Linked DNA regions of Mus musculus: all the other regions are linked to region 1. A link is a loop called in an ENCODE intact Hi-C map of the cell type or tissue named here. Cell type or tissue: heart. All regions are shown on one strand.

What was found. Peaks named below come from ENCODE experiments on the same cell type or tissue, not always from the same donor. Only the 100,000 strongest peaks of a DNase experiment are listed, where the experiment ranks them.
Region 2: a loop joins it to region 1, with 6 times the contacts of the local background. A loop is called at or near these places in 4 of 42 quality-filtered maps.
Region 3: it touches region 1 in a loop (3-fold over the local background); 5 of 42 quality-filtered maps call a loop at or near these places.

What each region holds. Positions count from the first base shown.
Region 1 is chr1:191,491,054-191,499,053 of GRCm38, forward strand. No RefSeq gene overlaps it. Among named protein-coding and RNA genes, the nearest start is that of Gm32334, 7.7 kb to the left of the region's middle. In heart, CTCF peaks have their summits at 4,184 and 7,425; DNase peaks (open chromatin) are centred at 3,138, 3,493, 4,228 and 7,428; H3K27ac peaks cover 2,819 bases.
Region 2 is chr1:191,430,668-191,438,667 of GRCm38, forward strand. Gm31987 (a long non-coding RNA gene) reads right to left here and starts at 2,075. Exons shown (of 3, transcript XR_373879.4): 1 at 1,628-2,075; 2 at 1,391-1,481. It overlaps Gm32200 (predicted gene, 32200), which reads right to left. Exons shown (of 6, transcript NR_151615.1): 6 at 5,673-7,313. In heart, no CTCF peak of the experiment used is centred here; DNase peaks (open chromatin) are centred at 4,974 and 6,154; H3K27ac peaks cover 1,814 bases.
Region 3 is chr1:191,558,410-191,566,409 of GRCm38, forward strand. It overlaps Dtl (denticleless E3 ubiquitin protein ligase), which reads right to left. Exons shown (of 15, transcript NM_029766.3): 6 at 4,702-4,767; 7 at 3,016-3,128. Among named protein-coding and RNA genes, the nearest start is that of Dtl, 13 kb to the right of the region's middle. In heart, a CTCF peak has its summit at 4,625 (motif pointing left); a DNase peak (open chromatin) is centred at 1,572.

The sequences.
Region 1 (8,000 bases):
TTTAGGTCTTCATCGCTGACTCCAGCAGGGTCTGTGGGATCACTGAAGCAAAGAGTCATTCCTGGTGTTACTGGTGGTGGTCACAGGGCAGTGAGACCAGGGACAGCTCCAGGGTGGACAAGGTATTGGCTTCTGACAAGAGGCTTGAGCAAATGTGTGAATATGCTGAGAGAAATACAGACAATCCTCTTATTGTCGGGGTTACAGAGAGTAAGAAGAGAAGGCTATGTGCTTTCCACAGAAAGGACAAATTTGAAATAACCAAAAGTTAGCAACAACGTGCAGGGTTCATACCACATGTAGGGATTACACTAAGGCACCATGATGATAGCACAAAAGCCAGGAAGGCAGGAAGGATGGGTAGACTAATGTTTCTTTCTTTATATGTGGAATGCTATAATCATATTTTAAGAAATATCATTGGTAAGTTCCAAAGCATATTCAAATTTCTAGGGAAACTACCGAGACAACCACGACTTTGAAAAGCTAACCAGCCAATAAAAGGCAAAACGGAGAGTTAAAAACCTCTTGTTTTGCTTCACATAGAAGAAAGCAGAAGAAGAGGTCAAAGGAAATGGAGAAAAGATAGGATATATTGAAAATAAGTAGCAAAACAATGGGCTTAAACCCAACTGTGCTGACGATTGCACTAAATATAGCTGTTTATTGCTTCTACTAGAAGGCAGGCTGGATAAACAGGATGGTCCAGAAAAGCCTTACTACAAAGCCGACAATTGAGGGTCTGTTGAGATGACTCAGTGAGGAAAGGTGCTTGCCACCAAGCCTGAGCACCTGAGGCCAATCTCTGGCCCCACTTGGTGGAAGGAGAGAAACAACTCTCATCATTTGTGTTTTGACTTCAATGCATGCACATGTGCACACACACACTAAAAGAAATAAATAAATGTAATTTAAAAATCAATCCAACTTCTTATATATAAAGAACAATTGAAAAGATATTTGAAGGTGAAGAGAAAAAAGTCATGCATATATAGTAAGAAGGAGCAACATGGACAAGACCCTGCAGGGAACACTAAGGCCCTGAGGGGAGCACCAGAATCCTGCAGGGAGCACCAAGACCCTGCAGAGAACATCAAGACCCTTGCAAAGAGTGCCAAGACCCTGCAAGGAGCACCAAGACCCTGCAAGGAGCACCAAGACCCTGCAAAGAGCACCAAGACCCTGCAAAGAGCACCAAGACCCTGCAAAGAGCACCAAAACCCTGCAAGGAGCACCAAGACCCTGCAAGGAGCACCAAAACCCTGCAAGGAGCACCAAGATCCTGCAAGGAGCACCAAGACCCTGCAAAGAGCACTTAGACCCTGCAAGGAACACCAAGACCCTGCAGGGAGCACTAAGACCCTGTAAAGAGCACTTAGACCCTGAAGTGAGCACTTGTGTCTGTTGGGTCACAGTGGGGAGGTCAGTGCTGCTAGAACAGAGAAAGTCAAAAGGAAAGGACTGAGCAAGTGGTCAGAGGGTTGAGGGTTAAGGGTTGAAGGGGATGTGTGAGAGAGTCTCTGTGTGTGTGAGTGTGTATCTGTGTATGTATATGTGTGTCTGTGTGTGTGCATGTGTGTGAGTATGTGTGTTTGTACATCTGGCTGTATAAGGATGTCTATGTATGTCTGTCTGTGAGTATGTGTGTATGTGTGCTTGTGTGAGTGTGAGTGTGTGTGTGTGTGTGTGTGTGTGTGTGTGTTTGTGATTCATTACATAGGACCTTAAATGCCACCGCAAGATCTTTGGGTTTTACTCTGAATGAAATGGGAAAGCATTTTTTTTCATAGTCTTAAACAAATACTAATTTTAATTAACTTTGTCACAATACAGCTTAAATATGGTTCTTGCCAGTCTAAATGTACTCTGTGAGCTTTGGCAAGTGTCTAGCTACATGGAAGCACTGTCATCATCCAGAACATCTCCACTGCTTCCTCTGGAGGATGGAAACTGAGAGGTGGCTTGGAAGATTGTGGCAAGAGTCTTGGTGACAGAAAATGATGGCTAGCCTGGGAGAACATGAAGCTGGAAACAGATTCTGGGTGTAAACTGATAGTAGAGCCAACAGGGATTTCTGGCAGTTTGGCTATAAGTTGTGAAGGGGAAAGTCACATGTGACTTCAAGGTTTGGCCCAAGGACTAGGGCTGTCACTGATGGAATAGAGGTGTGTGTGTGTGTGTGTGTGTGTGTGTGTGTGTGTGTGTGTGTAGCAGACAGGAGTATGGATGGAACGGAGGGGTGTGGAGAGAGCAGACATGGCAGCAGAGTCTCAGTCTCAGATGCCTCCAGTTTAAGATTCTAAATGACATTTACTTGAGGATGGAGAATAAACAGTTCTGAAATGCCCAGCTTATTGGAACAACCCAACTCAGGAGAGTTCTGAGTGAGGAGACTTAGGAGTGTGCACACGATCCAACATAAGCTTCAGCGTTTCCAACGAGAAGTCTGATTTCCTGGATTCTCCATGATGGAAACATTCAGAAATATTTCTAGGATTTGCATGTGGCCACAGGACCTCATAAGTATTCCTCACAACCCGACTAGCTGTGATCTTGAATCTGCTTTTCCTGAGTCAGCACACTTTACCATAACCAGCCAGCCCAGACCTCAGTGCTCATGGAGATAAAGACCACAGAGCCACAGAGTCAAGGGCTTAAAGATAGCAGAAAGGTCACCCCACCCCACACTCACACTAACAGTACAGCTAAGAGCTCGTTAGTATCATCAGAAGGGAAGTATCTCCCACTTCCAAGGGCTCTCTCTTCCCTGGATGGAAGGCTCCATTAGAGAGTTCTCTCTTGCGTGACGCACAAACCTACCTCGCTGTTGTTCCTCTGTTTGCATCTAAGATACCGGAATAAATAAACGCTGAGCTATGTTTAGTGACTAAGACACAATGTGCAAGAGTGTTGACTGGACCACAGAGCTCTTGGCTTTCAGTACTTTGTGGGACCTGTCAAATGGTTTAGGTTTCAAAACTTAAAACTCTTGGCTTCACTAACCCCCAACCCCAATCTCTCAGTCGAGAGGTTTCCTGAATGTTGGAAGGGAAAGTAAACCAAACGGGCGTTTGTTTCTCATCAGTGAAAGCAAAGAGCTTGGGAGAGGTGCACTGACCTATTTTTGTCCTTGTGTGGTGGAGGGTTGCCAAGAACAAGCAAAGGCGTTTTCCTGTGGTCAACACCAGAGTTCAGAGATCAGGATGGTGGTGCTGGGCCTTGAGGCTGAAGAAGGAAGATTCAGGAATAAGATTCAGACTCTGGGAGCCATCAGGTCTGTCTTAGATCCACATTCAAGACACCTTAGCCTTCATATCCCTGAATCCTCTTCTGCCTGGGCCAACATTGTTCTGCTAGTAGAAAGCAGACAACAAGTCTATGTGCAGGTTTCTCAGCACCTCCAGAGCTCTGTGGGATGCTGTGACTGCTGGTATTTGTTCTGAGTCCCAAATGCAGGCCGCTGGCTCCTTTTGGCTACATTCCTAGGGTGGCAAGGCATTCGGTGTTATGGCACAGAAGACAAAGGGGTGGAGTTAACACAAAGCATTTGAGGACTGTCCCAGATTCAAAGGTTGAAGACAGTTCAGGGGAACACTGACTTCACAGACCCAGAGATCTGGGTTCCAAACTTTGCCTGTGGGACCCAGGAGAACAGGGATCCAGTGACAGCAATTTGGGTGATAAATCACCAGGAGGTCCTGGATTCTTCTGCACTTGCATTTTCTTTGATGATCCATCCCAAGTGTGAATTCAAAGTGCATTAAAAAAAAAAACTAATATTTTTAATGCAGATGTCAAAAATCAACATAAAATACAGATTTTTCAGTAAGTCTGAGATGACTCAGAAAGCTTGAACCTCCCCCCCCCAACCCCCCATGGCTGCAGAGCCCTTCTGCTTAACAGAAGGGATGGGGCAGATACTCAGCTGCTAACCTCTGAACGCCCTGCCCTCGCTCCAAGGACTGTATTGACACCCTTTTCTCATCTACACGGACAACTTAACACTTGATTACCAGCCTGTCCCTTAGCAACCGAAGGGAGCGAGTGGCCGATATGTCCTGTGCTTGTGATCACTCAATAAAAGCCAGGCGATTATGTAACCCACCTGAGTGTGCCTCCCATGGGGCATGCAGTTGGGGTGCCCCCACACACACCTGCTAATCTGGCCTCTCCTCCCTCAGCAAGCTTCCTGCTTGGCCCTAGTGGGTGCTCTGGGCGCCAGTCTGACTTTCTTGGATTTGCTTTCTATTCTTTTGGCAGGCTCTGGAGCAGGTGCGATTGATTCCTTTTGTGTTTGTTTAGAAATGCTCTTGACCCGCTGTGAGGACTCAGGCCTCCCTTAGGGTGGTTTGGTTTGCTTCCGTTCCTTTGTGGCTGTGTTTACAACGGTGTTTATTTGGTGCGGTTTCTTGGAACTGAAATGTGTATTCTCTGGAGACATGAACACTGGGTAGACATAATGACATTCCTTGGATTTGGAGGGTCCCCAGAATGTAGTAATCTCTCTCCAGGCACTAGAACTACACAGAATGGATAGGGCTTTATTATTGAAACTACAGCAAGGGCCGTAGCATGGCTCAGCCAAGAAGGGGGCTTGCTGCCAACCTGATGTTCTGAGATCAATCCCCAGAACCCACATGGGAGAAACAGAATGGACTCTTGCGAGTTGTTCTTTGGCCACATGAGTGCTGTGGCCCACATACCCACATCCACATAAAATAACTAAATGTAAAAAAAAAAAAAGTTGTTATTCAGAAAAAAATTTTTTTGAGAGAGGGTCTCAGGCTGTCCTTGAACTCCTGATTCTGCCTCACTGTTCTTATATTACATGTAAGTCCTGGACTATGGGTGTGTGCACCGTGCCTAGTTTATGTGGTGCTAGGGACTGAGCCTAGAGCTTCATGCATGTTAGATAAGCACTCTACTGATTGAGCTACATCTCTAGCCCCTGGAAGAGCATCAAACAAGCCAAGCGCTGCACTAATGCAGAAAAGAATTAACCAGCCGCGTCCAGCCCAGCCCAGACGACTTTGTCACCTCCTCACACCATCTATACAGCACAGCCAAAGTGGATTTACCATCATTGGCAACTTGACGACACGCTACAATGCAGCTTACAATTGTCAGTAACTCCTGCTCCAGGGGTCTTACACCCTCACACAGACATACCTTCAACACAAATGTACGTAAAATAAAAATAAGTAAATTACATAATCACCGTAGAAACAGACCTCCATGTGCTCCCATGAGGGTGTTTCTAGGAATCTTTAACTGAAGAGAGAGGACATATCCCAAATGTAGGCAACACCACACCTCGAGCTGGGGTCCCAACCTGAAGAACAAAGAAAAAGCAAGCTAAGCACCCACACTCCCTTCTCTGCTTGCTTCTGTGGTTACAATGAGACCAGCCTCCTTGATCTCTTGGGGCCATGCCTGTCCTGAGCTATGCACCTTGGAACTGGGAGCCTCCGTCCTCCTTAAGTTGCTATTGTCAGGAATCCAGTCACACCAAGGAAAAGAAGAATGACTGATCAGGCAGTTTGCCTCTCATTTGTTCATGCTTCCAGATTTTGAATGCTTAATATCACTAGTATTCAATATTTAGCTTTATTAGGCTAAGGTGTTGCTGGGTAAAATCCCTGTCTCAGGAGTTCATAGTTTGGGAATTAAGCAAAATCAGAAACATAAAACTGTCCTATTTCAAGTTCAGTTTGGAAGGAAGGAAATAGACTTCTCCCATGGGTTTAAGCAGTGAAGTCAAAATCTAACAAAAGGGCACAGACAGGAGCATAAGAACTAAAGTTGCTTCAGATGAGTCACCCATTCAGCCAACATTTGCTGACTGCTCCCTTAAGGCCTGTGGCAGGCTGGGAACAGACAGTTTCTGGGTTTTGCTTTTGTTTGTTTGTTTGTTTGTTTGTTTGTTTTAGAGGCAGGGTTTCTCGGTGTTGCCCTGGCTGTCCTGGAACTCACTCTGTAGACCAGGTTGACCTTGAACTTGGAGCTCTGCCTGCCTCTGCCTCCTGAGTGCTGGGGTTAAACACTTTCCATTTTTATGGAGCAGCGTTCAGAAGAGTGGGCTTCAGACAGTGAGAGGGAGATTGCAACCTGGACCTACTGCTGCTGATTCTGTGCATGAGCGAGCTGCTGGCCTTCTCTGAGCCTCACAGTCCTTAGCCAAAAACAGAGGGCCAGCAAAGTGGCCAGAAAATGCGGGAAAGTTCCATGAGTTTGCCCTCTGACCTTTGCAGACACACATTTATGTAATACACATTGTCCATACACACAGTATCAAATTTAAATTTTTCAGGGCTGGAGAGATGGCTCAGCGGATAAGAGTACTGACTGCTCTTCTGAAGGTCCTGAGTTCAAATTCTAGCAACCACACGGTGGCTCACAACCACCGGTAATGAGATCTGACACCCTCTTCTGGTGTGTCTGAAGACAGCTACAGTGTGCTTATATATAATAATAAATAAATAAATCTTTGGGCCTGAGCGAGCAAGGCCAACAGGAGTGAGCAGAGGTCCTAAAAATTCAATTCCCAATAACCACATGAAGACTCACAACCATCTGTACAGTTACAGTGTACTCGTATACATAAAATAAATAAATAAATCTTAAAAAAATTTCAAACGGAGAAACTGTCTAACACACTGGATCACTGAGAATGGCAGGGTTCTTTAGATTTTTTTTTTTTTTTTTTTTTTTGGTTGTTTGTTTGGCTTGCTTTGGCTTTCTAAGACAGGGCTTCTCTGTATAGCCTTAGCTGTTTTGGAGCTCCCTCTGTAGACCAGGCTGGCCTCAAACTGACAAAGATCCCTCTGCCTCCACCTCCGCCTCCGCCTCCACCTCCGCCTCCGCCTCCGCCTCCGCCTCCGCCTCCGCCTCCGCCTCTGCCTCCTTAGAGCTGGGGTTAAAGGTGTGCACCTCACCACCTGGCTAACAGTTGTATTTTTTTAATGTTATATTTATTATTATTGTGGGGAAGCACATACCAGGATAGTGGACATGTGGTTGGAGTCAGTTCTGCACACCTTTGTATGGGTTCCAGGGACTAAACTAAGGTCACTTAAGCTTGCAAGACAAGTCTCTTTCCTTTACCTGCTGAGCCATCTCCCTGGCCAGCTCTATCTTCATTGATAGAACATAGCTGTGTTCCATGCACAATCACGTGTAAGTGTGAGCTGCCCAATGTGTGGCTGCTGCACTCAGCTCTTGTCTGCTACAACAACGGCTTGTTGGATTAACTGTCCCAGCTCACACTGGGTTTCGGTGGTGTCTGTAAACTGGGTGCCCTCAGAGCTGTGTCCCCGCTCCCAAGTACATTCACTGTTCAAGGGCCTCCGCCGGACTGAGTCAGCTCTCACTGCTTGGGTGGGGCAGGAAGCTGCCACGGATGAAGCTTGCTCTTCTGCTCCTTCAGGCTCCTATGTGTTCCTTCAGTTTCCACTCCTACCAACGCCCAGGTTCTTGAACTCGCTTGGCCTGCCTCCACTCTTGCTGTCCAGGTTGGCACTGGCTTGTCTGCTTGCTGCTGACTTCCTGACTTAACTGACCAAGTCCAAAGCCCCCGTCTGTCTTGTGGCTTGATGAATACAGCGTTACCTGTCTTAGAAGTCACCACTAACCTTGCTGTCTCTCACCCCGACACAGCAGCTGCTACCCTCTGCTCCAACATGACTGTGTTCTGTTTTGGTTGCGAGCCTGGCCTTTAACAGCTGAGCCATCTCTCCAGCCCTCACCCAACCCTCTCAATATGCATTCTGAGTTCTGGGAGTGTGCAGGGAATGTGCAAATGGACAGCTTGCCCCTTCTCTGAGACACTGTCACCGTCTTCATAAGCACAAAAATGGTGCTGCTGCCGGGAACAGTGGCACACAGCTTCAGTCCCAGCAGAAGTGGGCTGGTCTGTGAGTCTGAGGACAGCCTGGTGCATGTGGACTGAGCAGAGACTAGGTCCAGTGAAGAGGGTGAGAAGACCTGGTCTGGACTCAGAG
Region 2 (8,000 bases), 60 kb before region 1:
AGCTGACCTAGGCACAGGGAAAGCAGGGGTGTCCAGGGTGTACCCAGAAGAGAGTAGGGAACACTCAGCTCTCTGCTGCCCGTCTGCTTCCCGAGCTGGTGTTTGACCTATAATTACCGTCTCTTTCCTCTGAGAAAACAGCGACATTGGGAGTAATCTCGGAGCAGAAAAAGGCATTACATAAAGGATGGAGGGTTTATAAATACAGTTAAAATTATAGGATTGTGTCCCCATGTTTAGCTCTCTGAAGAGAGGGCTGGGAAGAGAGGAAGAGAGGAGCAGCCTTCTTCAACTTGACTCGGGTCCTAAAATACCCAGGTGGGACTCTTTAGGGGCCAAGCCAAGCACTTTTCCCAGCCTCAGTCCGGATGTGAAAAATACTGCTTAAAAACAAAGGAGTGTGTGCCTGGATGGTGTGTGTGTGTGTGTGTGTGTGTGTGTGTGTGTGTGTCTGAACACAACCTGTGGGAGTTGGTTTTCTCCTCCACCATGTGGGAGTGGACATCAAACCCAGGTCATCCGGCTCAACTGCAAGAGCCTTTATTTGCCTTGACATCTTGCAAGTCCATCTGGCCAGTCTTCTTACATGACTTTTTAAGGGTTCTTTTTCCTTTTTTTTTTTTTTTTTAAGATTTATTTATTGGTTATATGTAAGTACACTGTAGCTGTCTTCACACACTCCAGAAGAGGGAGTCAGATCTCCTTACGGATGGTTGTGAGCCACCATGTGGTTGCTGGGATTTGAACTCTGGACCTTCGGAAGAGCAGTCGGGTGCTCTTACCCACTGAGCCATCTCACCAGCCCTTTTTTTTTTTTTTTTAAGATTTATTTATTTTATATATGTAAGTACACTGTCACTGTCTTCAGACACTCCAGAAGAGGGCATCAGATCCCATTACAGATGGTTGTGAGCCACCATGTGGTTGCTGGGAACAGAACTCAGGACCTCTGGAAGAACAGATGGTGTTCTTAACCACTGAGCCATCTCTCCAGCCTCCTTTTAAGGTTTCTTACTCACTATCTGATTATTCAGTCTCTTTTCATCCAATTTTCACTAAGAAGACATAACGTTACTTCACCCAGTACCATCCAGCGCCCAGGCTTGAACCAGGGGCCCTGCACATGAGGCCAGCATTCAGCCACTAAGTTATAGATACCCAGCCCTTGTAAAAGTTTGTGTTTTGAGATGGGATCTTCCCTAAATTTCCCAGACTGGCCTAGAACTCACTCTGCAACCCAGACTTGAACTTGGAATCCTGCCTCAGCCTCCTGAGTAACAAGGGTGGCATTGCCACCTGTCCAGCTGACCTCTCAGGCCTTTGAGAACCTATATCTTCCCATGGACCAATGAGATATTATAAACCAGGTTGCTGGTCACAGCTCACTCACTTGTAACCACGGAGACAGTCACCCGAGTCAATCTGCTGTGATGGAGAATGGCGGTCAGACAGTGCTGTGGAAGCGGAGACAGCTAACCTGTCTGAAACAGAAAGAAAAGAAGCATGAGAGAGAGGCAGAGAAACGCAGCGGCAGAGGCCCGAGAAGTCCCTGCTTTTTATGGTTCTCGGGTTGGCCAAACTTTGCTTAGTTTGGAGTCTCAACTATTTCCCCGCAGGAAGTCTTTACCAACATGAGATCGAACGCCATTGATAAGGATTCTGCAGAAACACTGACAATGTTTCATCAGCTCCCGTTAGCTTCGCGGGGGCGAGCCTCAGTACTGTGCTCTCCAGAAAGGGAAAAAGGATGAAAGGTCTCAAGACAACTGTAAACAACTGCAGAAGAGGAAAGGACTGGAAAGACGCCTGATGACGGCTGGCTCTTCCTTCATGTGGAACGAACTTCACGGGAGCAGAACTCTGGAAGAGATGACCGTGATTGTCTTCACACCGATCACCAGTATGTTTTCACTTTCATGGTTGGATCTGAAGCTATTCAGCCCATGTTTGCCACTCAGCAGAGACTCAGAACAGCGGAAGGCAGTTGGCTTCTCCATGCAGAGGTCAAAAGGGCCCCGGGGCTGGAAACATAAGAAACTGACCTCCAGAGCAGCTTGGCCCCGCCCCTTACAGCCCCGCCCCTTACAGCCCCTGTCCTGTTTTCTCACCTGCCTGGAATGTTCCTAAAATGCCTCTGGCTCTCACCTGTTGCAGCTCCCCTTTGACTACAGCAGCAGTTCTCAACTGCAGGTCTCGGCTCTCACAGGGGTCACATATCCTGCATACCAGATATTTCCACTACAATTCATAACAGTATCAAAATTACAGTTATGAAGTAACAATGAAAGTAATTTTGTGGTTGGGGGTCACCATAACAAGAGGCGCTGTATGAGAGTCCCAGTGCGAGGAAGGTTGAGAACCACTGCTCTACAGTGTATTTGCCTCTCTCCATAAAAAGGAAAGTGGGGGAAGAAAATAAGAAAGGTGTTTTGTTTTCCAACATTCCAGATCATGTGATTCTTTTTCTGGCTTCAGGTTTCTTCCTAACACATCTCTAGATGTTCTAGGGACAGCAGGGTGCAGGAGGTGCTGCTCTTGCAAGGGATCCCAGTTCAAGTCCCATCATTCACATGGGACCCCCACTCACAACCACCTGTACCCCCAGCTCCAGGGGAACTCACCACTCTGGCCTCCACAGGCATATGCAATCACGTGCCACACAGCTCCACACACTTATACACAGAAATTAAAATAGTAAACCTTTAAAAGCCTGCCAGGTTAATTGCATTTAAATGTGTTTTCTGTTAAAAAAAAGGGGGGGGGGGAAATAACTAAAATAACCTTTTATTCTTTCTGTCAGAACCAGTGTCTATTAATAATGAATATAAATCTTTTTTTTCCTGTAAGTGTGCTATGGTTTAAAAATGTTTCCTTGGGGGCTGGTGAGATGGCTCAGCGGTTAAGAGTGCCAATTGTTCTTCCAAAGGTCCTGAGTTCAAATCCCAGCAACCACATGGTGGCTCACAACCATCTGTAACAAAATCTGATGTCCTCTTCTGGAGTGTCTGAAGACAGCTACAGTGTACTTACATATAATAAATAAATAAATATTTTAAAAAAATGTTTCCTCAGTGGGCATGGTGGTGCGTGCCTTTAATCACAGCACCAAGAGGCAGAGGCAGGCAGATCTCTGTGAGTTCAAGATCAGTCTGGTCTACAAAGTGAGTTCCAAGACAGCCGGAGTTACCCAGAGAAACCTTGTCTCAGAAAAAAAAAAAAAGTTGTCTTTAAATTTTATGTGTTGGAAACTTAATCCCTACTGATGTTAATTATATCTGGGGATTGGGCCTTGGAGAATTAGGATGAAGTCATGAGGGTAGACCCACAATGTAATTAGTGGCTTTATAAGAAGGTGAGGAGTCTGACTATAGCAGGACAACTCAGTCTCGCCATGTGACAGCCTCCATCATGTGGTGACCTATCAGGAAGGCCTCACCGAATGCCAAGCAGATGCTGGCATCTCATTATTGGCTATCCACAACCATAAACGGAGTAAATCTCTATTCTTTATAAGTGGTAAGATTCTGTGACAGCAAAAGAAAATAGGCGGAGACAACGTTTGCACCCTTATACGCGTGCCTCCGTGTCCCAGCACACACGTGCTCGTCAGAGGACAGCTGCAGAGTTTGTCTCTCCTTCCAGCTCAGGTCATCAGACTTGGTGGCAAGCACCTCTCCCCACAGAATGTCTTGCTGACCCTGGCTTTAATCGTATGTAGTAATGTGGCATTTTTAGAGCACCTGAATTTATTGAATCAATTTCCTGCAGCTAGATAGGTGATCGGTTGGTTGGTCCTTCAGTACTTGCAGGCTCGTGTATATATTTTGTGCAAGCATGTATGTTTTTCGAGGCTTGTGAGCAGCCAGCATCAATTCAACCCAGCATGGAGGTCGAGCTGCCATAGTCTTCATCTGCCATTCACGCATCAAGCAAGCTCTTCCAGGTAAGGGAACAATGTGGTTCCTCTCTACCACGCACCTCCTGCCATCCCTGTCAGAGCTAGACAAATTGATATTGTCTACAAAACAGCCATCTGGAAATGCACTGAGAGCCTCTGAAGAGGACTCCTGTCCTAGGTGGTGACAAGGCAGGCTGAGCAGGTGTCCCTCAGGCACTGCACAAGAGGCCTACAAGCGTCTTCCTGGCCTAGGACAGGAGCAGACACGGGGACACATCTATGGGTTAAAGACCTACAAGTAAAGTCACCAAGGTGTCCCGAAACTGAGAGAATGGATGTTTTCCAGTGTCACATCCAGAACCACCCTCCTGGCTCTGAGGAGTTTAGCCGGGAAGGTGAATGTGTGGTCTTCTAGAGCATAGAGTAGGTAGGAAGCCCAGCCCTGTCCTTGTTCCCTGGTGACAGGATTTCCTGCTCCTGTCACTTTCTGATGCTGCTTCCCCATCTGAAAGCGAGAATATGGATACCTGCTCCAAAACATTGCTGTGAATAATAAATGGAAGAATGTAGTGTGCACACACAGCAGTGTGCAGTCCTTACCACGTGTAGCCCAAGAGAGCCATCAGTGTGGCCCAACACAGAATAATAAAATCTCTTCAAACATTAAACGACATTTTTGTAACTTCATCGAGTGCTTCTCAAATATGAACTCTGTAGATAACAGAGAAGAAAAAGCCTGGACACCCCTGGGACTATAGAAGGACAGAATGTTGGCAATAGTTAGGCTAAATCTACCAGCTCCCTACCCCCATCCCCACTCTCACCCCCACAATTCCCCTCTGAGCTGACAGAACCTCTCAAGCCACTGGCACCTGTCCCAGCACACACTATCCCTCTGGCATGCTGGTGAACTCCTTGAGGGTCTGGATGAGGACTTAATGGCATTGTGCCTCTGAGCCTGGCACAGCATGGTACTCCAACCGTGACTGATTCTGCTGACTTGTGAGAGTGTCCTCTCCTTGCAGATCCAGCATAGCCAGTTTGGACCAGCAGTGAGCAAGCAGCTGGGCCAGCAGCTGAGCTCCCCTCCCCCATGGCAGCCTTCCCAAGCACTTCTCCCTGGAGAGCACAAAGCCAGTTGCCAGCCTCAGGGGAGCCTTGTTATCTCCTTCCTCTGCTCACAGGTTAGAAGATCATGCCCTGATAGCTACCCAGAGAACGGCCTCGGACATTATCAGTGCTGATGAAACTCAGAGGCTCACTCTGAGTGACAACTCCTTCCAGGGAGCCTGTATTCCCAGGACAACCCAAGTCCCACACCCTGGCTTTCCTGTCCAATGCACCTTCTGACACATCTGTGCCACAAAACACAGGACTGATGGCTCAGCAGCCACCAAGACACCTTCATATGAGTGGAGAGAGGTAGGCTGCCAGAATAACTCCGAGCAGGAAGCTCCTGGGAATCGGCCATATGCTTAGAGTCCCAGGTGCCACAGGTAGAGATTTGGAGTTGGTTTTATTCCCTTGGCATTCTCCTGGGGCATTCTCTAGCCACACTAACAGCTGGGGTCCTGCGCACACCACCTGTGATCTACAGACAAGCATCTTAACAAGTATTAACTCATTTAATCAAAGCCCACTGATACAGGTAGCGTTCATCTCTACCTGTGTTACAGTGCAGGAAACCGAGGCACGGTCGTTTGCTCAAGACCACACAGCTCCTAATAGGCAGGTATACACAGTTTAAGCAGGAGATGGGCACACAAAACCATATCATTTCTACGCATTTTATTTAATTCTTATTTTATTTTTTTGTTTTTGAGACAGGGTCTTTCTATGTAGCCCTGGTTGTCCTGGAACTCACTATGGAGACAAAGCTGAGCTGCTCTCGCAGAGATCTGTCTGGCTCTGCTTCCCAGCACTGAGATCAAAGGCACGCACAGCTACGCCTGGCTTTGTTTGTTTTTTAATTTGGGGGCACAGGGTGCTTTTTGAGACAGGGCCTCTCTCGCGAGTGAGACAGTGACTCTGCACACTGGCTTCCAGTGGTCTTGTTTTGGAGATTAGAAGACTAGAGCACAGGTTAACTATGTTCAGATCTCATAGTTAACGACTGGAGGGTAACACAGCAGGTCTGTAAAGCCCCATCCCACTCCAACAAGCAGAGTGAACTATGAAACCACAGGGAAAATGCTCAGGGGGCTTAGGAAAGGACAAGGCATGACCACACACACTGGGAAGGGCAAATCAAACCAGCTGGAAGTGACACTCGGGACTCAGAGGCAGGAGGCCCAGGTGCCAACCCTCCAGTCACTTGCCCTTTTGGTACCTCAGGCCGCAGCAATTAGCCAGACTGGGCATGTGATTGAAGTCTGGTGCTGGTTAATCTAGACACTCTTGAGAGCAGAGCCTTGCTGAAGAATGGTCCTGAATGCAGACAAGGCTCAAATGGGAATTCTAAAGGTTTTCTAATGCTCCCCATTCACCCCCTTGGACATTCCATTTCTTTTGTTTGTCTTGTTCTTTCCTCTTTTCTTCTTCCTCCTCCTCTTCCTCCTCCTCCCTCCCTCCTTTCCTCCTCTTCTGCCTCTTCCTCTCCTTCTTCCCTCCCCCTCCCTCCCTCCTTTTTCTCTTCCTCCTCTCCTTCCTCCTCTTCCCCTGGGGTGTTTGGCCCAGGTTCAAGCTATCTTCAGCTCACTGTTACAATTTTAGGGCTGGGAACATGCCAACTCCATGATAAAGTTCTGCCTTGCATGTATAATGCCCTAGGTTCAACCTCCAGTAGTACAAAAGTAAAAAAAATATAAATAAATGCAAAATAAAAGAATAAAAATAAAAAATTGAAAGATGACTATAATCCTAGAATCACAGACCTGGAAGGAGCCTTGGAGATGGCTCAGTGGCCCCTCCCCCTCTCTGCCACTCATCTTCGTTTCTCCTTGCCTAAGGGAAGCTTGCCCTTGTGAATGGGGCTGACCGGTCAGCTGGGGCACAAAGATCTTGGCATTTACCTGGAACCACACAACAGTGGCAGCCGTATAGATGCTGCCCCCTGGAAGGTAGCTTATCTACCTTACTGGGAACATCAGAGATTCTACCTCATCTTTCCCAGAAGACCTGGGAACACAGAAGCAGGTGGGATCTGATGTGGCAGGTTCCAGCAGGTACCTGCAAGATGTCTTTGCTCATGAGAAGCAGAAACGGTCAATGTCTAGGGGGACTCAGAAACCTCACCAAAGAGGAGGCCAGGGAGGGACTTAAGGCCCAGACAAGCGGCAGGCCTCACTGGGAGGCTGCACTGAAGGCAGGCCTCGAAGGCTGCAACCAACTCCTTGACTGACCACGGGACTGGACCCAGTCACACAGCGTGGCATCCCCAGGCTTTCTCTCCACCACGTAGCTGTCCGGGTGGCTCCTACAGGAAAGAACAAACAAATGATAGCTGTAAAATAATCACACTTTTGAATATCATTCTCTTCCTTGGCAAGGCCTTGTTGATCACCCTGCTTTCTTCCAGATTAGGCAAGGGGAATGGGTACAGAACCCAGGGACTCATCCCATGCCAGCTGTGTCTGAGGCCCAACGTCCCTGGGTGACGATTCTGCTTCAGCACCAGCAGGCACCTCAGGACACCAGCAACCCCAGACCCACACCAGTCATTTCTTAATAGAACCTAACAACACTCAGTAATTACATGTCCACTAAGTGTCAGGTATGCTGATGAGCACTCTGTGTGTTACCTAATGAGTTGGGTGTGTTATTATCCTACCCCATAGACCAGGGCACCACACTGTAAAAGATTAGATCACTGACCCAAGGTTCCCCACCAAATGATGAATTCCACAAGACTACCTGGTTACTGGCACCTCCCAGGGAATTCAGTAATCCTTAACCAGGATGCAAGATGCGCTCAGTGACAGAATGCTTTCCTGGCACGTGAGAGGCCTGGGCTGGATGAGGAGCTAAAAGGCAAAGCAGAGAGGAGTCCGCTCTCTAATTGGAGAACTATCTATGAGGAAGCAGAAAGGATTCATCCTGCAGGCCAGTCAGAGGAGCCAGGGTCATCCACAGTCATTTGAGCCTTCCTCCTCTCTGATTATGT
Region 3 (8,000 bases), 67 kb after region 1:
GACAGTTATTCTCCAGTTATTCCATACCATGGGCTCAGCCCTGAAGTCATAGATACTAAATAATAAATAAGCACAACATGTTATATTTATATTTAGCATGCATGCATATGTGTGTATGCAACAATAACAAAGACAGAGAAGCCATGATTTTGAGACCAGGGAGGGGTAGAAGGCAAGAGTAAAGGGAAAGGGGAAAAGAATATATGTTATATATTTTTTTAATTTATTAAAACAAAGGCAGGGCATGGTGGTGCATTCCTTTAGACTTAGCAGGTGGGAGGAGAGGCAGGTAAATCTCTCGTAAGTTCAAGCCCAGCCTGGTTTACATAATAAGTTCCAGGTCAACTAGGCTACTTAGAGATCCTGTCTCAAACCAAACCAAACCAACAAAACCACACTTAAAAATTCCCTTAGTTGGGTACGATGTTTCAGTGAGTATGACACCTGTTGCCAAGCCTGAAGAATTGAATTCAATATTCATAATCCACATGGTAGGAGAGAACTGGGCTCCCATAAATTGTTTTTGATCTCTCCATGCATGCCATGTGTGTAACATGGGCACACATGTGGCGGTCAGAGGACAACTTGCCGGAGTAAATTCTTTCCTTCCATTGTGTGGGTTCCAGGGATCAACTTCAGGGCATCAGGAATGATAGAAAAAGCTCCTTTACTCACTGAGCCATGTTGCTGGTCCCTTAATCTTTTCCCAGTAATTCTAGATGTTACTAAGGAAACAGCCTAAACATGACTATCATGTATGTTAACATGAACTTAGTGAGCAAGATAGTCAGGAAGATAAAAATGCACTTGCTGTGCAAGCTTGGCAGCCTGAGTCTGGTCACAAGAGACCATGGTGGAGAAAAATGACTTCTAAAGGTTGTCCTCTGATTTTCACACATGCACACCAACACGAGCACACCACACATAACAGGAATAAACCGGTCACTGAAGGATGACTTGTCCAAGTCTGCTCAGAGCTCCCTACAGCGTAGGAAATCGATTTCCCCTGTGTCTCATTCACCAGAAAATGCTGCTGTATGCTCAGTTACACGTGCAGAAAAGAACTTTATCTCCTAAATGCTTCTCCTTCAGAAGTTCTCTTGGAATTCAATGAAATTTGACACTTTAATGTCATCTGGTCCCCACACACAGAGTATGGATTGAAGAATGCACTGTTCAGTCACAGTAGTTTAGCAGTTACACTGTCCCCTAAATATTTATTCAGACCTCACATATAGGAAAACTGCATTAATGAGTTTAATGGCCACTTTCTTTTCTAGAAAGAGGATGTACTATGGTCATGTTTCGAGCTTCTGTCTACTACACATACGACTACAGCAGCACAACCACACACATGGGTGGTAAACTGCAGCAGGGTCAGGGCCTAAGATAGTCTTATTTGCTGGCATGCTTGATCCATATATTGCAAAAAGGCAGGGCTGCTGATGGGCTGGGGGTCTTATAAGCTGAACTTGACTTCCCACATGCCCGATGATGCCTTCAATGATGTAAGTTGCATCTACTCACTTTCCACAAGCATAGCAATTCCCCACCCCAACGCCACCAGCTACCGAGTGACTCACTGGGCTATATCCAGGAAAGGAGGAAGGAACACCCCCAGAGCTGCTGGCCATCCTCAAAAGGTTGGGAAAGAGATCAGACCGATATTCTATAGGGAGCAAGAAGCCAGGAGAGACTAAAACAAGGCATCATGCATACCCGAGGATGGGTTCTGGGGTGTGTGGCTTAAACAATCTTAGGAAGTAGTCTACTTTTTATTTCTGAAGGTTCCCATCTTTCTACAAGATCAAAGGGAACAGTTATTCTCTTCTCTTGAGATAAAACTTTTTGCAAGTGTGAATTTATTCACTTTCGTTTGCTTAAGAATGTGAACCCACATTCTTGAAGACTGAAAAAATTTTGCAGTTAAGATGCTTGTTTAAAGTAGCTAGTAATGACTCAGTTTTTTTTTTTTTAACTATTGTTTTAAAGCAGTGGTTCTCAACCTTGCTAATGTTGTAACCCTTTAATACAGTTCTCCACACGTCGTGGAAACCTTTACCCTTTAAAGTTTTCATTGTTACTTTATAACTGTAATTTTGCTGTTATGAATTGTAAATATCTGATATACAGGCTATCTGATGTGACCCTCAAGGGAGTTGGGACCCACAGGTTGAGAACTACTGGTTTAAAAGCTGCATCTGTGTTTATTCTACATCAAATTACTGACCCCCAAAACACCAGGGTGCCCTTAATCTTCTGAATATATTTCTATCACTCAAAGTGACTTGCTTCTTTTCTCCCAAGTCCATATGACTCTGACATCTTGGTGCTTATCTGTAGCATGTAGGACTAGCAGCAGGCCTGCCAGCCAGTGTAGTCCCCGTATAACAGTCTTTGCTTAAGCATTTGATGACTGAGAGTGCTTTGATGTTTCTCTAAAAAAATTTACAAGTCATAAATACAGAAGAGCAACGTACCAGATCTAGCAAGCACCCCCAAAAATTTAATACTAAAGGTGTATGAATTTCATCACCATGTTTACGGTAAGGTGTCTAAAACATCTAGAAGAAAGTAACTAAAACTCCATCCATCTTTATATTACCTATTTTCATTAAAAAAATAACACAAACTACCCTTTCACCTTTTATAACAAATGCATATATGCTCAGAAAGCTGAATCTTTACCATGTTCTCTATTCTCACCAGAGTTTGAGAACCATTGCAGTAGGGCTAAGTAAACTATAAACAGTTAATACCAAAGAAATTAAGAGTTACATCCATCTTTTTGCCTAACAAATTCCTTAAAGAGAGATTTGATTCTCCCTACTGTTAAGAGCCACTCATGTCATGAATGGTGGCTCATGAACAGTCTATAGTCCTAACACTTGGTAGGCTAAGGTAGAAAGATCATGTATTCCAGGCCAACCTAAGTACACACAGAGATCTTGCCTCAAAAGCAAGCAAATACAGTAACAACTGCCTATTTACACATACACTTCTCTAAAACCTTACCACAGCAGGAGCAAGTCCTTTTGAATTTTGTTTCTTCTTGGGCTTTGAAGGGGTTTGCTTGTCTGCAGTATTGTGAGCTCCACTGATTTGATTCACTTGTCTATAAAATCCATCTGAAAGGTTCCAAAGATTTTAATGTTTTCTGATTTCAAGCTGAAAGCAATATTTAATCATTTCTATAGAACCTCAAATTTTGTGATTTTTGACTAACTAGTATAAAAACAAAACCGAAAAACCCCGAAGAGACTCAGTAGAGGTAAAGACACTTGTCACCAAGCCTGATGACCTGAATTTGATTCCCTGCTCACATGTTCAAAAGGGAAAACAGATCCACATGCGCTGTGGTTGTGTATACACACAATGAAAAAGCAAACAAAGTTTAACAAAACAAAAAAACAAAATCCCAAAGAGCCCATGGTGAGTTTAATCACACAAAGAAAGAAAAACACAGATATAGTTATAGTTTTATTCTTAATGGCTAAAACACAAACAATCAAGGCACCCTTCAGTGGATGAGTGGATACAATGTGGTATTCCTGCCCAAAGAGTAATTCTGTGCAAAGAGAAAGATACGACATGACTCCATTTATGAAAATCTGGAGAACCACGGACAGTTATAGTGGTAGCAAGGCTTCGTGAGGAAGTAGAAACACCAGAGCAGACATATTTTAGGGCAATGAAAGTACTCTATATATTACAATGGCGGATACATGTCATATATTTGTCAATATCCATAGTATGTGTAACATGAAAAATAAACCCTGATACAAATTATGAATTAATTATGTATGAGCCAATGCTTAACAGCTTAAAAATGTACCAACTGAATGACTGCAAAGGCTGCATCTGTGTAGGTGTTCAGTATATATGAAATTCTCTGCACTTTAATGCTGATATAAAATTAAAACTGCTCCACTGCCAGGCAGTGGTGGCGCACGCCTTTAATCCCAGCACTTGGGAGGCAGAGGCAGGTGGATTTCTGGGTTCAAGACCAGCCTGGTCTACAAAGTGAGTTCCAGGACAGCCAGGGCTATACAGAGAAACCCTGTCTCGAAAAACAAACAAACAAACAAAAAAAAAAAAAAACCCAAAAAACCAACCAGCCAAACAAACAAAAAAACCCAAAAAACTGCTCCACAAAAATAGTTTAACATTTTAAAATCAATACATAAATTAATAATAAACACACCAACGACCATCTCCTTTAATACCACCCTGTACAATACAAGCTTATATTCAATTTAATCTGATTTTTTTTAAAAGGCATTTTTTTGTGTGTGTGAGGGGAGTGGAGGTCAGAGGACAACTTAAGGAGTTCTCTCCTACTTGTAGGAACTGAACTTGGGTAGTTGAGGTTTGATGGATAGCACCTTTATCTGATGAGCCATCTTGTCAGGATAAAAAAAGGAAAATTAAAAGCAAACAAAAACATCTCAACCAAACCTTTATTCAGTGAACTATACATCAGTAGTTTTAATTCTATCAATAATTTAGATAGACGGAATTATAATTCAGAGACAATGTGAAACTAAGAACATCTATTAATAGCTTTGCAATAATCATTACCTTGAGACTTGAGCAGGAAGGGAACACAAGTGCCCCCTGCTGGTATCAGATGAAATCACTAGCATTTCATTTTATTTTGAGCATTAAGCACTTATTAAAATTAAGACAGAACTAGCTTACCTTTTTTGTTACACCTGGTGTCCCAGATCATAATGTTGCCGTCTCTCCCCCCTGTAGAGAACACAGCTGTGGGAAGAGGCCATCAAGATGTTGGAAACGAATCAAAGACACATTCCATTCCCCTTCCCCAGAGAACACATTCTCCAAAAGCACTGAATTTGCCACCAGAGATGATAGTAAGAAAACGACAGCGTAGCAACTGTTAGCACAGAGGAGAGCTTACTGTCTAAGATAGCTCACGCTCTACACAGTTCTCACACATTACCTCAATGTGCCTGCCAATCTAGTAGGTAAGCACTAATCTTCCTATTTTGAGGTAAGGAACGTCTAAAAGTCCTCTTTCTTAGCAGATCAAAGTACTACCTCTGGGTATGAAAGAGGCAGCAGCATTGAATAGAACACAGAATTCCCACTTATTTGTACTGTTTATATTTTAGGTAACAGTGGAAGCTAGGTATATAGCTTCAGTGGTACAGCATTTGCCTAGTATGCACAAGGCCACTGCAAAATAGGCACATTTACAAAATATTTAAAAAGGAATTCTGCTCCCTATATGGAAGAGTGAGCAATTAACAAACTGATTCAACTATAATAATAGCTATAAATTGAACAAAGTCCCATAACAACTACTTGAGAGCTTTGTGGACACTGAATAAAAACACCTAATTTTGTAGGAGTTAACAACTAAATCAGGTGATTAGATGGAGCAATCGAGGCAAAGGTAACCAAATGCCAACAGAGAAACCTGCCAGCTTCCTTTTAAGATAGAGGAAGCAGGAAAGAGACTAGGGGTGGAGAGGGGCTCTATCACAACAAGAGCTGCCCAAGCAGCAGGTGAACTAGACACAGAGAGAACCTTTACTTATGTCTTCAAACTCAGCCTCTCTGGATGATATAGTGGAGTTAACAAATTGACTGATAGATCCATTGCTCTCCCATATTAATTACTACACAACTCTGAGTAAACTAAAAACTGTTTAAATACACAGTTAAAAACAGAAAATTTTATGGTATATAATATGTTTTGAATAGTTTGCCCTCTTATCCTCCAACAAGGTAAAAGTAGGGCTCTACCTTCATCAAAGCAGCTTCTTTTGGCAGCAGATGGAAACTGTTTACATACAGAGAGCCACACTGCTCAAGATTCAAATAAGTCATGGTCGTATGCCCACCCTCAGTTGGTACATCTATAACATAACTCCTACACCCAAGACCCAGTGAACACTGCAGGAGCCAGAGTGTGAAAGATTCCGAGAGCCAGAAGGGCAGAATACCTGCTCTGAGATGGTGGCTTCTAGACGGCCACTGTGCCTCTGAGATCTCAACAGTGTGGCTGCCTAATCAAAACCTACACAATGACTATACCAGTTGACATGCTAGCATGGGTAGAGGGAATTTCATAAAGCTTCACCCTTAGATGAAGAACTATAGGAAAATCAATTTCCTCTATGGACCAGCCTCCCAATAAATTTCTAATCCCCAGGGGTCAGCCTTAAATACATGCACAAAAAAAGCAACATTAAATGGACTCAGTAGGTTGTACATAGTGGTAGGTCCAAAGGAAACTATTTTCCCAAATTCCAAAAGGCAGATGAGGCAAAAGGCTAACTGTGGTGCTTATTAGCATTCCAAAGCACACTTTGTCCTTCAGGTTCCCTTGGCATCAAAAGTACCTGTTACAATTTTCTAAGTCCTAGCTCTTCTCACCATCACTACTCTAATAAAACTTCCCCAGTTCATGCCCCCCCCCCCCCATTACTCACTGTCCTTATAATCCTGCTTTTTCAGCTATGTTCCCTCTGTCTAAACCCTTCCCACTTTGTCCCTCATGCTTTGCTCATGGCCGGGTCCAGTCTGCTGGCTGGCCATGTTTAGTCTACTTTTTCTCTCAGTTCTATTCTTCTCGATACCATTGGATTTTCTCTCTCATACCTACAATAAAAGCTTTCTAATACCATGGACTGGTCATATTGTCAGTTTGTACATATATACTTGCTAGTGTGGCCCACTTTCCCTCAGCCAACCAAAAATTCAAATTAACTTTCAGGTTTTTATCTCTAAACAGGTGTGAGCTTTATTATACTTCTGCTTAATAATGAAAAATTAGGAAAAAAAATTGTCAGAAGGTCTGCCCATGATCAAGCAGGAAGTAGCTAAAAGAACAGCAATATCCCCACAGTTACAGACGTCTGACACATACATACATACATATTTGAGAATGTGGAGTTACACACGATGAGCTGGAGGGGAGAGGTAGAAATACTATGAATATAATATTCACTTAGGAAATTCTCAAAGTTAAGTTTAAATTTAAAAAACATTCCTCAACTGTAGCAATACACTGGAATCCCTTGATGAAGTAAAACAGACAGACAGGCGCACAGATAACCTGGCTCAACTACTAGAGATTACCATTGAATTAGCATGTTAAAAAAACCATCAGATAACCAAAGATCACTAGTGTTGAGAACCACCAGTTTAGGATGAAGAACTGACTGGCTTTAAACAAGGTGAAGAATTAGAAAGGTTCAAATATATTTAAGTTTTTAGGAGACAAGAAAATACATTCACAGTTAATTTAAATTATCTACCAGAAAATCTAATGCTATTCCTCCTCATTCTGGCCAAAGTGCCTAACTTACCAGTCTTTAGAGGACAGCCATTCAGGGAGGCAAATTTCACTAGCACCAACTAGTATCCAATTAGGATTCACTACTATTCAATTAGGATCATTAGTATCTTGTTCATATAGGGTTGAATAAACTGGACCAATCAACTTTTTTACTATGTTAGCATAAAACTAAAAAAAAAAAAAAAAAAAAAAAAAAAAACCACATAAAACCCCCACTAACATTTATAGTCTCCAGGTTTTTTTAAAAAATGAGTACAGGGGCTGGTGAGGTGGCTCAGTGGGTAAGAGCACCCGACTGCTCTTCCAAAGGTCCAGAGTTCAAATCCCAGCAACCACATGGTGGCTCACAACCATCCGTGATGAGATCTGACTCCCTCTTCTGAAGTGTCTGAAGACAGCTACAATGTATTTCCATATAATAAATAAATAAATCTTAAAAAAAAAATGAGTACATACCTCATGTTTTTTTTTTTAAAAAAAGGCTCTCTTCAGACATAACATATTACATTACAGATGGTTATGAGCCACTATGTTGCTGGGAATTGAAGTCAGAACCTCTGGAAGAGCAGTCAATGCTCTTAATCGCTGAGCCATCTCTCCAGCCCCCTCCCTGGCCCCCCAACCTCATTATTATGCTCATAATTATTTTCCTGACTTAAATGGTGTT